Linked DNA regions of Homo sapiens: region 2 is linked to region 1. Evidence: chromatin loops called from intact Hi-C (ENCODE). Cell type or tissue: PC-9. All regions are shown on one strand.

Evidence for each region. Hi-C counts contacts between places; a loop is a spot of excess contacts. Peaks named below come from ENCODE experiments on the same cell type or tissue, not always from the same donor. Only the 100,000 strongest peaks of a DNase experiment are listed, where the experiment ranks them.
Region 2: a loop joins it to region 1, with 3.0 times the contacts of the local background. A loop is called at or near these places in 3 of 110 quality-filtered maps.

Annotation. Positions count from the first base shown.
Region 1 is chr3:24,261,212-24,269,211 of GRCh38, reverse strand. All of the region lies in intron 3 of THRB (thyroid hormone receptor beta), which reads left to right. Among named protein-coding and RNA genes, the nearest start is that of THRB-AS2, 110 kb to the right of the region's middle. In PC-9, CTCF peaks have their summits at 4,134 and 4,334 (motif pointing left); no DNase peak of the experiment used is centred here.
Region 2 is chr3:24,447,931-24,455,930 of GRCh38, reverse strand. The region is part of intron 1 of THRB (thyroid hormone receptor beta); the gene reads left to right. Among named protein-coding and RNA genes, the nearest start is that of THRB-AS1, 42 kb to the left of the region's middle. RefSeq lists a cis regulatory region at 4,134-4,147 and an enhancer at 4,068-4,212. In PC-9, no CTCF peak of the experiment used is centred here; DNase peaks (open chromatin) are centred at 4,110 and 5,150; H3K4me3 peaks cover 1,260 bases; H3K27ac peaks cover 3,867 bases.

The DNA of each region.
Region 1 (8,000 bases):
ATTAAAACCTTAATCCTTCTCCCATTTGTATTATGTTTCTGTGACTTTAATCAAATTGACATTTCTTAGAAAGAAGGCAACATTTTATAATTGTGGGAAAATGACTGAAGCAATATGTTGGTCATGAAGCAATATGTTGATATTGCCATAATTCCATGTCCATCTGTGGGACTAGGTCACTGTGACAAACTATATAATACCCTGAGGACATGGGCCATGTTGCCTGTATGGCTAATGGTGCCTACCCAGAAGGGGAATTTACATTAATAATGCCAGTGCTAAAAGTATGTAAGAAATTTTCTATTTTCTTTTTATTTTTAAGATGTCACTTTTATAAAATATAATAATGTATATTGCTTAATTATTTATATAATAGAATGTAGCACTTCCTGTTAAAATTTAAATATAACATAAAATGTAAGAAATAAAGCAGAAAATAACTCAAAGCTTTAACACCCAGAGATAACAGGCACAAACATTTGAAGAACATTCTTTCTAGATTATTTATCCATTCATAGGTATAAAATAGGAGAAAACAAGGAGAAAGGAAGGATGGGTAAATAGAAATAGTTTTATAAATATAGGATCACATTATAAATGCCATTTTAAAATGTGTTTAATTTTACTTGAATTTGTCAGGAGAAAAACTAAAAGGAAATTGAAGAAATTGCTGAATTTCAGTTAAATGTTCTTCACCCAAGGGATGTTAAGTTTCAAAAGATCCCCATAAAATTAAAAGATTTTTCTAAATGAGGTCTTTTTTAATCTACTGTTTCAACTTGAAACAATATTAATTAACTACAGCAATTTTTTAAAGGATCTCATTTCTTCCCACCTCGCTGCACTATCTTCCAGCTTTTGTTATATTGCATTATTTTTATTTGTCAGGGTTTACAACATTTGCATTCTAATTTCACCAATTGTTTAGTCATATTCTATAGGTAAATAGGTGATGCTCACTACTGGATTTCACTCTCCAGTTTTTTTGTTTGTTTGGCTGTTTTTTCAAGAATCACTGAGGGGTGCCTTAATTTCCTAAGTTCCTCCATTTTTGAGAATGCATGTCTTTTATAATCTCGATGATGTTGGCTGTGTCCATTCACTTTATTTCAGAATTTTGTAGATATTTGTCTCATTGTCTTTGGGGTTGAATGTCATGAAAACATCATAGGCTGAACAAAAGTATTGCCTTTATAGAGAACTTTCTTTGTGTGCCTAATTGACTAAAGAATTATTTTCTTGACCCTGAAATTCATAATTTATCTAGGATAGGGCTAATGGTGTTGAAGAAATGTTACTCAATGATGTTTGTTAATTCATGATAAGGAAGGCTTTCTTCAGGACCATTGGGATGGGTACCGGGACCACAGCATGGGGTGTTGCAGTCAGGGAGAGAGATTGGGCTCAACCCCAAAAGCAGCGTGGGCAAGTGGGAATTTATAGTCAAGGGGCAGAGTGTGGTCAGTGGATGAAAATTACTAAGAGGCAACATCAAGTGTACAGGAGATTCTGGCTAAACCAACCTACCGGGATTATTCTGAAGACAGGCTAGAGTGTTAGACATGACCTGAGGGTTGGTGGAGGATGATGAACCTGATCAAATATCAATGGTGATCAGATATTAAGGATAAGGGGTTTTGGTTAAACTGACTTAGCAGGGTTCTTTGCTAAAACTGGATTTTACAAGGAAGTGCATAGATGAGCCCAGGAGAGGCTTCAGGAGGCTGACTAAATTTTGGTCTAGCAGAGAATTTTTGTCAGTGGTCAGTCATTGTTTATCACTCTTTATCCTGGAACACTGTAGTTTTTTTGATCTGCAGATTCAAGTCTTTTTTTTTTTTCAGGAAAAGTTTCTAACATTATACCTTTACATACATTTTCTATTATATTTCTCATCTCTAGAAACACTAATCCTTATGTTCTATTGTCTTGGTTCTCCACCTCTACCCACTTATGTAACTGCTACAAATTCTGTCATTTTCCTCTTCACTGACTATTTTATGAAATTTTCTTCTTGTCATTATGTTAGCTTTATATTCCTCACTGTTTCAATAGTTTTATTTCTGTAACTATGGCATTTTGGTTCTCAGTTTGTTTCTCTCGTTCTGTCCCCCCTTTTCATCCCTTTTCATCTTATTCTGTTCTTTTATAATCTTCTTTTAATCTTATTTTATTTAATTAAGTATTCAGGGGAAACTTTCTTATTTTTCTTGGGTTATGTTTTCTTTATAGATGGAGCTATTCTATTTCTTCTCTCTTTTTCTCTCTCTCTCCTCCACCTCTCTCCTCCCTCTCTTCCTTCCTCGTCCTGTCCTCCTTTTCTGTCTTCCTCTCTTTCCTCCATCCATAGGTTCATGTTATATCTTTTCATCTTATTTATGTTTAATATGGAAGGTCTGTCCAGATTTTTTCACTCTACTAGAGTATGGGTGAATTTTTATTGGCATTTTCTCCATGTCATCTCAAAATCCTTCATCTTCCTCACTGAGTACATTTTGTGGACTGGGTATTAGCTTCCAACATCAGTGTGTTGCCTTTGCTGGGGACCTGGGCTTGGCTGGCTCCCTCTTTAAATCCCATTCGATGTGCTAAACCCGAGTCCCTTCCATCAGCTGCAGTGGATCCTGTGGCTGTGGGCTTCAGCTCTTTCACTAATTTGGGTCAGAGCCCTGCCTCTGCCAAGGTTTCATGACTGTACACAAGAGCTCCTGTTTTCTAAGGTGTTTTTCTTGACTTTTTCCAAGCCTGCCTCTTCACTACCCTCAGATCATTTCTTCCCAAGTCTAAAGTCATCATTAGAGATTCTTTGGATTCGGCCCACTCCCTTTCTTTCCTCAGTATTGTCTCAGAGGTGGAGGAGCTGGAGCCACACCGCCACAGCCCAGCTATTCCTACTCTTTAGCCAAAACATTTTAAGATGAGGATATGGCGTTACACTCCTTTCTTGGTTTTGTGGCTCCTGGCAACACTTTGTTTTGACTTGTTTTATTTTAATATATGTTTTTGTTCATTCATTAAGTGTTAAAAGAGGGCAGAGACTCTATGATCTAACTTCACTCTACAAAATTATCTTTTCTCCCTGTCATCTCAAAAACCCTATCAATTTCTATACAAAATGCAGTACTAAACAGATTTTGAAAGTTTAGGGAAGATTAAAATTTCAATGCCAGATATTTAATTTCATTATTATGACTGTGAAATAGATGCATTCTTTGCAGAAATTTTAATACAAAAAAGTATTATAAAGAAAATACAGACATTCATTCTCATATTATTTTTGATATTCTTATACTAATTTGCTTATCTGTGCATAGTTCTTAAAAATTGGGTTCAAACTTCATATATCATTTTTATTTTGTTGCTTGTCTTTCCTCTAACAGTACCCTATGAGTATGTAACGTAGCCTTACATATTCCTTGAAATGATATTTTAATAATTTTGAAGCAAATTAATACACTCAAATAATCTACGATTGGACATTTATGCTATTTATAATTTTTGTTAACATTAATGCTGGGATGAACATCCTTCTATATAAATCTTAGGATGTATTTCCTTTAAAATATGTTAGTAATACTTTTTAATGAAGACATTTCTAAGATAAGTATTCTTTGCCTTAGCAAAATAATTTAATGGACATTATTATAAACCTTGATTATTATACAGTACCATATAAGTAGATAAAGAGAAATCCTGCACCTGATTAGACTTAGAACATAAAATTTTGAATAAATTTAAATATATGTCCCTCACTAATTTTTCCTCATAATTTCAAGGTCTAAAATCATGTGATTTCTGATCAATTCTTTACTGAGAAGCACTGAGACATTTCCTAAATTATTTTCATTATTTCCAAAAAATACCACTTTTAATGTCTTGATCAGTGCCCTTTGGCTTTTTCTTCAGAGTTCAAAGTAGCATAGTGATTCAGTGAACAAACTCCAGGATCAGAAAGGCCTGGGAGCTGCTCATTACTTGCATGATCTAATGTTCCCTCCTCACCTCTTTCTTCACTTTCTTTCACTGCCCTTCTTTCTGTCCCCCAAGTAGACCAAGACCATGTCCAATTTGGTCCCTCCTATTTTTTCCAGTGTAATACTCTTCCCCCCAGTCTACTGATGGCTAACCCTTTTTTATCCAAAGGTCAGTTCTCCACTCAGTTAATGTTCCCATTAACTTTCCCCTCGAGGCATTCTCTGTCTAATTACTCTGCTTTATTTTCTTCATAGTATGCGTTATCACTCAAAAGTATCTTAATAATGGCTCCCATTGATGGTATTATTAGCTTACCTCATCACCCACAATTCCCTTCCACCCACCTACGGTTCTGGGGCCCTCTGCTGTAAGGAGGACTGCCCTCTTGTGGACTTTTAGGATATTGCTACTAAAAGCACAAAGTCCAGTTTTTTTTTTTTTGCAACAAGATTGCTGTTTTAGGGGGTTCTCTAAGTGTCAAATATTTGAAACATTGATTTTCAGGTTTATTCTTTTTTTGATTAATTGAAGTTTTTAATCTACCTGGAACAAGAATAACTTAAAATGTGAAATGACCTTGGTAATAACGATAGTTCTGTTTAATGAATGTTTTGTCAGTAGCAACCACTGTCGTAAACTAAATGAGATAATATATGAAAAATCACTTAGGACAGTCTAAGTGATTTTTCATATATTATCTCATTTAGTTTACGCATTGTCAGCTGGGAAAACAAGGAGATAATTTAAGACATATAAAGAAAGCTTTTCCAAGTGTCAGGGTAAAGCTGATTCCCTATGTCCAAACTTTGTCTGCAACTTTTCAGGAAAAACAAACAAACAAACAAAAAATTTAAGAGGTACAATAAACACAGTTATTTTTTTAAGCACCAAGGGGGCCTGGGTTCTCTACTCAACTCTGACCCTAATTATTGTGTGTCATTTAGAAATTTGTCTTTTCAAGGCCCTAGTTTCTTCAAACGTAAAATGAAGCTTTGCAGAGAGCTCATGTTCAAAGGTCCTGAGGCAGAAGAAACAGTGATATATTTGAGGAAAAGAAGGAGGTCTGTGAGACTAGAATGGAGTGAGTGAGGAAAAACAGCCAGAGATGCAATCAGGGGGAATGGGGAACTTGGTTTTTACCCTGAGTGTGACAGGAAAGCATTGCAGGGTTTGGTGCCCAGGGATTAAATGAACTGACATGTAATTTGGCCAATAGACATTAATGTCAGTAAGACATAAATATGTTCTGCCAATGCCAAGCAGGAGCAAAAACATCATTTTTTCATCTTTCCTCAGTTCAGTGCCTCCAAAACTCTAAGAACTGAGACATCACTTTGGATGATGACATAGGACTTGTGTACTTATTACATGTAGTATCAACTGTCCATTAATACTTTTAAAACCCATGCTTTCCAACAAAGTTACTTCTTTAAAGCTTCCAGAGGTCATCTTTAATTTATGAATGAAAGATATGTTCTAAAAATAAGCTATGTACTAGTATAATTATCTATGTCTATATTTAAGTCAGCAAGTATCTATTCTATAAATGTTTATTGAGTGCCCACTCTGTCTAGGCCATGGTGCTGGTATGGAAGGAATGCCAGCAAAAAAAAAAAAAGGCCTGTAACCCCAATCCACATGAAGTTTACTATCTAGTGTGTCATTAAGTCATTTCCAGTATAATCTCCAAAAATAATTGAGGGTGAAAAGCCAAAATTTAAATACTAGGAAACTGGACATATAAGATATATTATGCATATTGGTGACATCATAATATAATTTTAAAAGCGTGGACTTTAGGATCTGACACATTCTGCTTCAACTTCTTGTTAACTATGTGATCTTGAGCAAGCCACTTTACCTCTCTGTGCAACTGTCTCCTCATTTGGTAAACAGAGATAATGCTCCCTAATTCACAGTGGTTTTGTAAGGATTAAATAAGATAATGTGTATAAAGAGTCTGGCATACACATTCGGTACATGGCAGCTGTTGGGTGAAAAAGAACAGGAAAGGAGAGAGAAGAAAATTGGAAGCAGTCCAGCAGGCAAGGTGGGATTGGAAGAATGCCAAAAGTAGCAAAATATTTTAATGTTGCACATAAATGACTGAAAGGCATAAAAAAGCTCAAGAATAATGTCCCCTTCTATTATGTTTAAAGCCAAAAATGGAATGGTTTACCCCTGTATGTCACACTAATATTTATTGTCTTTCAATGCTGGGCCCAGATACTCTAGAAGACATGTTCAGTTTTCGCCAGCCACCTAAACTGGATGAAAGAATATTTGCAAGAATCAAATTCTACACATAAATGTATTGAGTATCTGCTGTGTGCCCAGCACCATTGTAGTTTCTAGAGATAGAGTAATTAACAAAATAGAAAAAAAAATAAAAAAATCCCTTCCTCATGGTGTTTACCGTCTAGTAGGGGGTAGGGGAAAATAGGCAGTATATTAGAAGTATATTCAAAGGTGAAAAGCTCTCTGGAGAGAAAGTGGAAAAGTGATTAGGAAGAGAGGTGTAATTTAAATGGGTGATTAGGCAAAATCTTATTGAAAGGTAACATTTGGGCAAAGACTTAAAGAAGGTGTTGGTATAAGATCTCTGACAGTATCTGGGAGAGAAGCTTTGCAGAGAGCTCACATTCAAAAGTCCTGAGGTGAGAGCAACCCTTGATATGTTTGAGGAACAGAAGGAGTTCAGCAAGACTGGAATGGAGTGAGTGAGGAACAACAGCTGAAGACACAATCAGAGGGAGTGGGGAACTTGGTTTTTACCCCAAGTGTGATAGGAAAACCATTGCAGGGTTTGGCACCCAGGGATCAAATGAACTGACATATAATTTGCCCTGTGGAGTCATGGGACATAATTTATGTTTTAAAAAGACTACCTCTGGCTGCTATGTTGAGAATAAAATGTTGGGGGACAAAGATGAAAGCAGAAAGACCAGGTTATTATAAAAATCCAGGTGAGAGATGATAACAGTAATGATGGAGGTAGAAAGAATGTTTTGATTCTGAATTATTTAGAATCATCATTTATAGTGATTAAGGAAGACAGAGGATGGAACAAGTTTGTTTGTTTGACTTTTAAGGGAGGCCTGGGGAAGCTCTGTAATCTAGTTTGGACATATCAAGTTTATTAAAGTAGACAATTAGATATACAAGTCTAGAGTTCAAGGAGAGGTCTGGGGTCTATAGAGACACATATTTGGGAAATGTAACCTTATGAATAATATTTAAAGCCATTGAGACAGAATGAGATCACCAAGGGAGTAAGTACAGATAGAGAACTGAAGAATAAAAGGTATCCCAGGCGTAAGTCTTGTAGCTTGTAAAGGCTGGATGGAAAAGAACCAGAAAAGTCTGAAAAGGATTGTTCAGTGAGAAAAATCAGCAAAGTGTCTCATCCTGGAGGGTAAATGGAGGAAGATTTGAAGAGGTAGTGAGAAGCTAGCTGTATCAAGTGTTGCTGATAGGTCTAATAAAATGAGTTCCAAGAATTGCATAGGATTTGGCAATATGAGCCTCATGGGTTGGCTTAACTCAGACAGTTTTGAAGAGTGGGGAGAGAACTAAGTCTGATTGGAGAAACTTTCAGAGAAAAAGGCAGGAAAGAAATTGGAATCAGGGAGTAAGGACAACTCCTTTGCTCTAAAGGGGAGCAGGGAAATGGAGTGGAAGCTGAAGAGTATAGTGGGATCTAGAGAGTTTTTTTTGGTTTTTTTTTTTTTTTTTTTTTGAGACAGAATCGCGCTCTGTTGTCAGGCTGGAGTGCAGTGGCACGATCTCCGCTCACTGCAACCTCCATCTCCTGGGTTCAAGTGATTCTCCTGCCTCAGCCTCTTGAGTAGCTGGGATTACAGGTGCGTGCCACCACGCCCAGCTAATTTTTGTATTTTTAGTAGACGGGGTTTCACCATGTTGGCCAGAATGGTCTCGATCTCTTGCCCTCGTGATCTGCCCGCCTCGGCCTCCCAAAGTACTGAGATTACAGGCGTGAGCCACTGCGCCTGGCCGAGAGATGT
Region 2 (8,000 bases), 190 kb before region 1:
TTTAAAAATATATTTCAGAGAATTGAGCAATAACAGTGATGTCAAAATAGTAGCCCCACCTTCTCCAGCCCACCTAAACCAACACTGAGCATGGACACATGCATTTCTTGTCATCAGCCAGACGAAATGGAGTAGCAAAAATCCATCCTATATGTCATTGAGTCTTATAATACAGTTCTCTTTTCTCTGCCTATTAATAAAAGACCCCACTGAATGAAGCCGGAATTCTTTTAGGCAATTTAAACTTTCTGAAATAGAGGAAAGTTGGAAAGGGGCGGTAGTCAAGGAATATAGAAGTAAAAAATATTTTTGAGGTCAAATGCTTATCTGAACAGATTGTCTAGTCTGATTATTTTTAAAAGTATTATGTTGATACCAGTGTTTTAATTTGAATCAAAAGTAATGATTTAACCAAAGTTGTGCTTCCATTATTAACTCAGAAACACTAAGAAACGAAATCACTTTTTCACTTCTTATTTCCCACTGATGCTGACAAAAGAAAACCTGAGATAATCAAAGACCCACAACTAAGTAAGACCTCTCAGGATCTCAAAGCCAAGTGTTTTACAGAGAAGAGAAGATAGAAAAGGCATATTATCTAGGAGTGGAAAAGAATTTTATGCTGAAAATGTTGAAGAGAGAATTCAAAATCAAATTCAACATTCCACCTAGGAGGCTTCCATCTCTGCTTAGGAGCTGAGTAATGGAGGTGATTGGTGTAAGTGTTCAGTACCTATGAAGACCTAACTCTTGAGGGAGAGACTCCAATGTAAACTTCCTACTCAATACTGCCTTAAAAAAAAAAAAAAAAAAAAAAAAAAAAAGTAAGTCCTTATTCCCAAAGTGACTAATACAAACCAAGCACTCGGTCAAGGGCTACTGAGGGAATGACTGCAATAAAAAGCAATCTCTGTGTAGACTTCATCCTTGTCAATTGTTAGCGACTTTGGTCAAGAAGATATTTTGGAAAATACCATTCACTACTCTACATTTTCTATGGTGCTGTTGAAAAATAAAAAATAAAGCTTTGATCTGGAAAGCTCTGATTCTCATTCTCATTATCTTTGTGATCGTGGAAAGGATGTTTATTCTTTCCGAGTATGTTTTCTTTCCTCTAAAATCAGAGACTACATTATCTCTTATATCTTGTCCCATGCTAAAATTCTATACATCTTATTCTAAGATTTCAACAATATCTATAGAAAAAGACAAAAAGACTAGGAATTATGAGAAGAGAGAGAGATTATAAATTCTATATGAGGAAGTTTCATCTAAAACTTATCTTCTCCTATCAAAAGCAAGTTGTAGATACTCTTAGTTAAGCCACACCTGCCTTGTAAATGCCAAACAGGTCCATTTTAAAGTGTAGTAAAAACTACATTCCATTCTATTTTTAAACAGCTTTATTGAGAATCCACATGCTATGCAATTTACCCACTTAAAGTGCACACAATTGAGTGATTTTTAGTATATTCTCAGTTTGCAGCTATCACCACTATTAATTTTAGATCATTTTTGTCACTCCCCTCAAAAACCTCACACTCATTAACACTTGCTCCTCATTCCCTCCTCCAGCTCTGGGCAACAACTAATCTACTTTCTGTCTGTATGAATTATGAATTTTCCTATTCTGGACATCTCATGTATATGGAATAATACAATATGTTTGACTTTTTGTGACTGATTTCTTTCACTAAGCATAATGTTTTCAAAGGTTATCCATGTCATACCATGTATCGATAAAATTCATTTCTTTATATTGCTTAATAATATTCCAGATCCTTTGCCTGTTTTTAAATTATCTTGCCTTTTTACTATTGAGTTTTTTGTATATTCAAGATACAAGTTTCTTATCAGAGATATGATTTGCAAAATTTTTATTTCGTTTTATATTTCCTCCTGGAATGCATTTTTTTATTGCCATGAAAGTAGAGAGCGGGTGCTAAGATAAAATAATACAGAGGTTATTTTAGTTTGGGGAAAGGGGTCAAGAAAGTACCCTGAGACACATTGAGGATTTGATGAAGCTGTCTTGAGGGCTAGGAGAACACTGCAGGCAGAGGGAGCAGCATGTGCAAAGGCCATGAGACAGGAATGAATTTGCTGGGTTTAAAGATGAGCAGGAAGGCCAGTGGAATAGAAAGATGGTAAGGTAGAGAAGGGTAGGAGACAAAGTCTGGGAAGAGGGAAGGGGCCGGTTTACATACACCTTAGAGACCACATTAAGGAGTTTGAATTTCATTCAGAAAGTAGTTGAGTGGTTTTGTGGATTTTAGCAGCGGAAATGGCGTGATCCAATATAAACTTTAAGATGATCCTGCTAGCTGTTTCATGAAGATTGATGTGTGAAAATGAGGTAGAAACAGAACCAAGACGACCACTTGGGAGACCTTTGCTGTTGCTAGAGTGAGCAATGACTAAAATCAGTGAGCTTGAACTAAAATGAGACAGTGGAAAACGAGTAAGGTGAATGGATTGGGGATTATCTTGGATAGAGTGTCATGGCTAAAAGTGTGTGTTCTGAAGCCAGAATGACTGGGTTATAGTACTAACTTCCTCTCTTACTAGCTGTATGACCTTGGGCAAATTAATTTTCCTATGCCACCGTTAAATGAAAATAATCATAGGAGCCATGATGTGAAGTTGTTATGAAAATCGAATGAGTTAATAATGCTGTATATGCATCACAAGAGTACCTGGCACATAGTGAATGCTTTAATAACTGTTGCTGCTATTAATTGTTTTGACTACTGAAATAGACAAGAGTTGGTGATGGTTTGGATGGAGAAGAGGAGGGAAGTTTCAAAGACAACTGACAGGTATCCGGCTTGTGTACAAGACACTTGGTGGTGCCAGTGCCTGAGATGGAGGAAACTGGGGAGAATAAGGGTTTGAGAGGAAGGTCAAGAATCTTATTTTGGAGTTGTTTGTTTGGATGGATGTGAGATATCTGAGTGGAGAGATGTCGGGCTTCAAGTAGCATCCTGGGCCAGAGATAGAGCTGGTATTCAAATTCGAACTGAAATATACTGGAGAAATTTGCAAAACAGCACTTAAAAATAATTTAACCTTGTCCTGGACCAGCCAACAGGATGCCAGAACAATTTAACAAGACCAGTTTTCTTGGGAGAGGTTGCAGATATAGCAAAAAGAGTGTGGACATTGTCATCAAGCAGACCATCTTTTGAACTTTACCCCTCCATTTACTATTTGAGTGATCATAAATAGTTACAGGTGGGTTAGCAAGGAGGGGTCATGGACAGCCCCCACGTTTCTGCTTGAGCACCAGGTGGTTTATAGCGCCGGTTCCTGGGTTGGAGGAAAGTGGAAGGAAGCATGTTTCTCGGAGCCTCATCTTTCTCAGCAGAAGATTAGTAGGCCTTCCTCATAGGTGAGGACCAAAGGAATGTACATCTGGCACATACTACATGCTCAGTAATGATTTTCTTGGATGACTTGGACACTTCTCCCCTTCTCAACCCTGCTGTAAGCATCTCCACCAGCCTGCTTAAATCTACCCCCATTTTTATGTGAAAATGTTGGATGGGAACCATGAGGTGACAGACCAGGGCTAGGACTAGGGTGAGGGAAGTTAGGCACGCACCTTGGGCACCAAACGGAAGGGGGTGCCAAAAATCCAGGCAATCACAACAAATATTATTTTAATGCACTACTTTTAAAAATCAAAAGTAATGCACAAATACCCATGGTAAAATAAATATTAATGTTTAAATAAAGACAGAATCAGTATTAACTGATTTCTCCTTTCACCTCAAGATCTGTCATTTGGTGCAGTACTGGGAAAATGTGAAAGCTTACTCCCCAGCCCCCAAGACTCTTTCTCATTTCTCCCATAGTTGTTAGCTAAGGGCTAGTCCTCAGCCTCGGGCAATCTAGTCATCTCTAAATGCTAAAGACTTCAGAATGTATTCTAACACCTGTGATACTGGGCATACTTGAGGTTGGGGCTTAGGCCCCTACCAGCCCAGCCCCCAGTGCTTTTTTATCTGTTGCAACATAGAAGTTGAAGCAAGGTTCCCTAGTTCACCCCACGTCAGTAAACCAGGCCCTTTGACCCCTGGAAATGTTGAGCAAACACAAAGTAAAATAACCCAATGCTCTATTAAAGGCTGAGGTTTAAAGGTCAGCTTTGTGCTTATTGGCTGCAAGTCTGATTCACTCCCTAAATGACTATCAGGGAGATTTGTGCTTGCAACATGGACTGAGGAGATGAGCCTTTCCATTCAGAGTGGGGAGCTATTTGCTTTATAAGGAGCTGTCCTCACCAAAAGGAAAGCAGCAGGTCAGGAGCAGGTGAAAGAGAATAGAGGTCCCTGAACCAGGAATGCTTCCTTCTGATTTTGACTCTGACTTTTGAAAGCTAAAGGTACATGTAGGCCGGGCGTGGTGGCTCACGCCTGTAATCCCAGAACTTTGGGAGGCTGAGGCGGGTGGATCACGAGGTCAGGAATGTAAGACCAGCTTGGCTAACATAGTGAAACCCCATCTCTACTAAAAATACAAAAAAAATTAGCTAGGCATGGTGGCAGGCACCTGTAGTCCCAGCTACTCGGGAGGCTGAGGCAGGAGAATCGCTTGAATCTGGGAGACAGAGGTTGCAGTGAGCTGAGATCGCGCCACTGCACTCCAGCCTGGGTGACACAGCGAGACTCTGTCTCAAAAAAAAAAAAAAAAAAAAAAGTACATGTAGTGGCTTGTAGCTTTCAGCTGTTTCCCAGGAAAATCAGAAAATCTTCAACTGAAATATTTGGTAATTTAGACGTCATTAGTAAGTGGATAATAAATAATTAAGGTTAGACTTGTCATAGCTCATATGTATCACAAGGAAATATTTATGGAGTTTTGAGCCTGTGGGTCACTTTTCCTATAACAAAACCTGGGTGTGGGAAACCAAATTTTTAAAAGTTATATTATTTACATATTTTTATTTCAATTTGAAGAAAAATTTGTCTAATTTTTAGAATGTTTTCCTGCAAATATAACAGACTTCATAATGCACATTTATGAAGGATTCTGAAACAATAGCAAGGAAGGAGAAAGAGCTGCATGGATTAATCCTGAGCTGCTGCAGCACACTGACTGCATGTCAGTGGCACTTTAAGATTGCAACATTTTGTTTGGTGACCTTCACACCAGTTGACTGTATGCACCTTAATCTCTCTCTCAAAAAAAAGCTGAGCCTACTATAGATTGGCATCTTTTTCTTTTTAACCCCAGTTTTTCATTTACCTACACTGGTTTACCTACACCTGGTTTAATTTGTACAGCAGAATGAAGTTCTTTATTACAAAGCTCAGAAACTCGTCTTTGAGTTTTTAGGAACAGTAAGTACAAAGGTTGTCATGAATTGAGACTGAAAGACCTCATAGATAAATTGGGTAGTACATTTTTAAAGTAAAGAATAAATAACACTTCAGAAAAATGTAGAATACGTTCATAAATGCACAAATGGAGATAAAATGTCACTTTTTGTAATGAGGTTTCTTTCAGACTTTGACACTCGTAAGTAAATGTTCAGAGGAAATAAACGTCAGGGCATATCAGCTTTTGTGAGGGTTGCCAATGTGTAAATGTGAGGTCTACTGTAAATCGTGCTGTCCATTTACCTGCCTCTCTGCAGGAATTTCTTTTTGAGTGTGTAGTCCTTATTTCCCAAGAATAAATACAAAGACTTTTCAGACTATGAATACATATCACATGGTCTCTAAGGTACAGTTGTACATTATACCTGTGGAAGTTTTCTTTCTTAAATAATTAAACGAGATTTTTAATTGTATAAAATAAGAATCTTAAATATTAAGTTATGATGCTTTCTTTAAGAGTGTCTAGTTTCCTTCCTTCTCTCTCCCTTCTTCCCTCTGTTTACTTCCCGGCTAACTCCCCTCCTTTCTTCCTTCTCCCCTTCCTCCTTCTTCCCTCCTTTCCTTCCTTCCTCATTAATTCTTAAAATGTTCATTTGAATGCTTAGATGCTAGATTGTCTCATTTCTGCCTCTATGATTATTGCTTATAAATCAAAGCAGTAAGTCCCACTAAAAACTTAAGAGCCAAGTTAGTATCTTCTTTTTTAGCGTCCTATTATTCACTCAAACTTAATCTTCTTTTTTTCCCATTATTACAAGTTATTACTAAAACTAGCACAGAAAAGCTTTTCACTATATCGCCTCCTTTGAATTAAGATAGTCTCACATATATAGTATTTAGGGAAAAGATAAGGCTAATATTCTTTGGACCGGCTTCCCTATTTTGAAAAAATCTTCCCTCATATCCCTAAACCATACAGACAAGCATTATGCAGAAAACCATTAACATGACTTTCAGTTTTCAAGAGAGAAAGTCAAAAATTCCACAGAAAATTAGAGCTGTTGGACTAAATGTTGGTCTATTAATAAGCAGGAAGAACAATTTAGCTGTTTTCCCTGCTGAGTTAATATATAGTACTGCTGTCTTTCCTGCAGCGGTATTCTCCAGCTGGGTTACTTGGTTCTGGGAATTTCCTCTCAAAATGCCCATTTCTGTCAACCAGCCATCAGACCTGCCTGAGGATAGTTGATATGACAGTGGTGTGACATATTGAATATTAATATGAAAGTGACCTTCCCTGCTGTCAGAAATGGGTCATATATATGTGAAATCCATGAAAATAGATGAGAACAGATTTAAAATAAGGAACACTCCTTATATTGGTATACAGTGTTCACCATGCTTGTACTGAAATATGGCTGTAAGTAGCTTGCCTTCAAGAATTTTTAATAATCATTTCTGAAGAACTGATTTTCCCTTTCATACTTTGTCTTTCATTGGCCAACTTTAAATCACCCTCTAACTAGCCACATGGCTGCCCATCACTCCCTCTGTCAAATTCAGAATTCTGCCTTTGCCTTCAAACTCAAGCCATTCCTGCTTTGACTTCCTTCTGTCTTACATCTGTCCTTGACCTTATTTTGGCTGTTTTGTTTGCCATTCTCTAAATTCGCATCTTTCTGGCCTGCTTTTGCATGGGCTTCTCTGTCATTTATTTTTAACTAGTGGCATAGAGTCCTTCCCTGTCATCTGCTGGCTTGTGTTCTTACTCTCCAAAGCCAGTGGCAGGGGTTTTCTTTCTCAGAAAAGGCATTTCTCTGTTTAAATATTAGTTTTCATACCCAGAACTTGCTGACTCTTGAACATTTAATGTACATTTAGCCAAACAACCTGAATCTGTTATAAATGTGCAAAGACCAAGTTTTATATTTTTATATGTTTTGTAATAACCTCATGACAGGTACTTAATGGGTTGTGTTTATGTTCAGAGAATGAACTTTTAGGTTGTCAAGATGGGAGGTATACAAGTCTTTTTAATAAAGACCCCTAGCTAAAGGCTGCTTCTCTAGCCGATGGAACAAACCAGGACAAGGCCTGCTTATCTGTGTATTGTAGCTTTCCTAATTGATAGCAAGTGCCTCTGAAAAAATGTTTACATAGTTATCTAAAGTAATCATTAATTACCAACATTGTACATTTCATTCTGGTTAACCTCTTTTGGTATCATTACTTTTCTCAGAGTTGAGCAGTAATCATTTTTACAATGGAGACTTTTAAAAGATTTTTTAAAAATAGCATTTTGATCCCTGAATTGCGTTTCTATGTGATTATGCTGATTTTTTCATATATGCGAGTCTTTTTTAAAGTTAAGTTATACTTACATCCTTAATGATAAATCGCCAGTGAAAACCAAGAGAACTCAAGAGAGTCTGACCATTTCTGTACTTGGAATGTGTCAGGGGTCAGTGCTCTGCAAATGGCACATGTGGAAAGAAGGATTCATAATTCAGTTGTCACCCAACTGTATCATAAGAGTTTGAACTATAAAGAAATAAGTAGTTGCTTCTTGCTGACCAACAAGATCGCTACAGGTTTCAAAGAAAGAAAGAATTCGTCATCAAGGGCAGGAAGGTACTTCATAAATAATTACCAAATGAAGTGGTCGTGATGACTAGC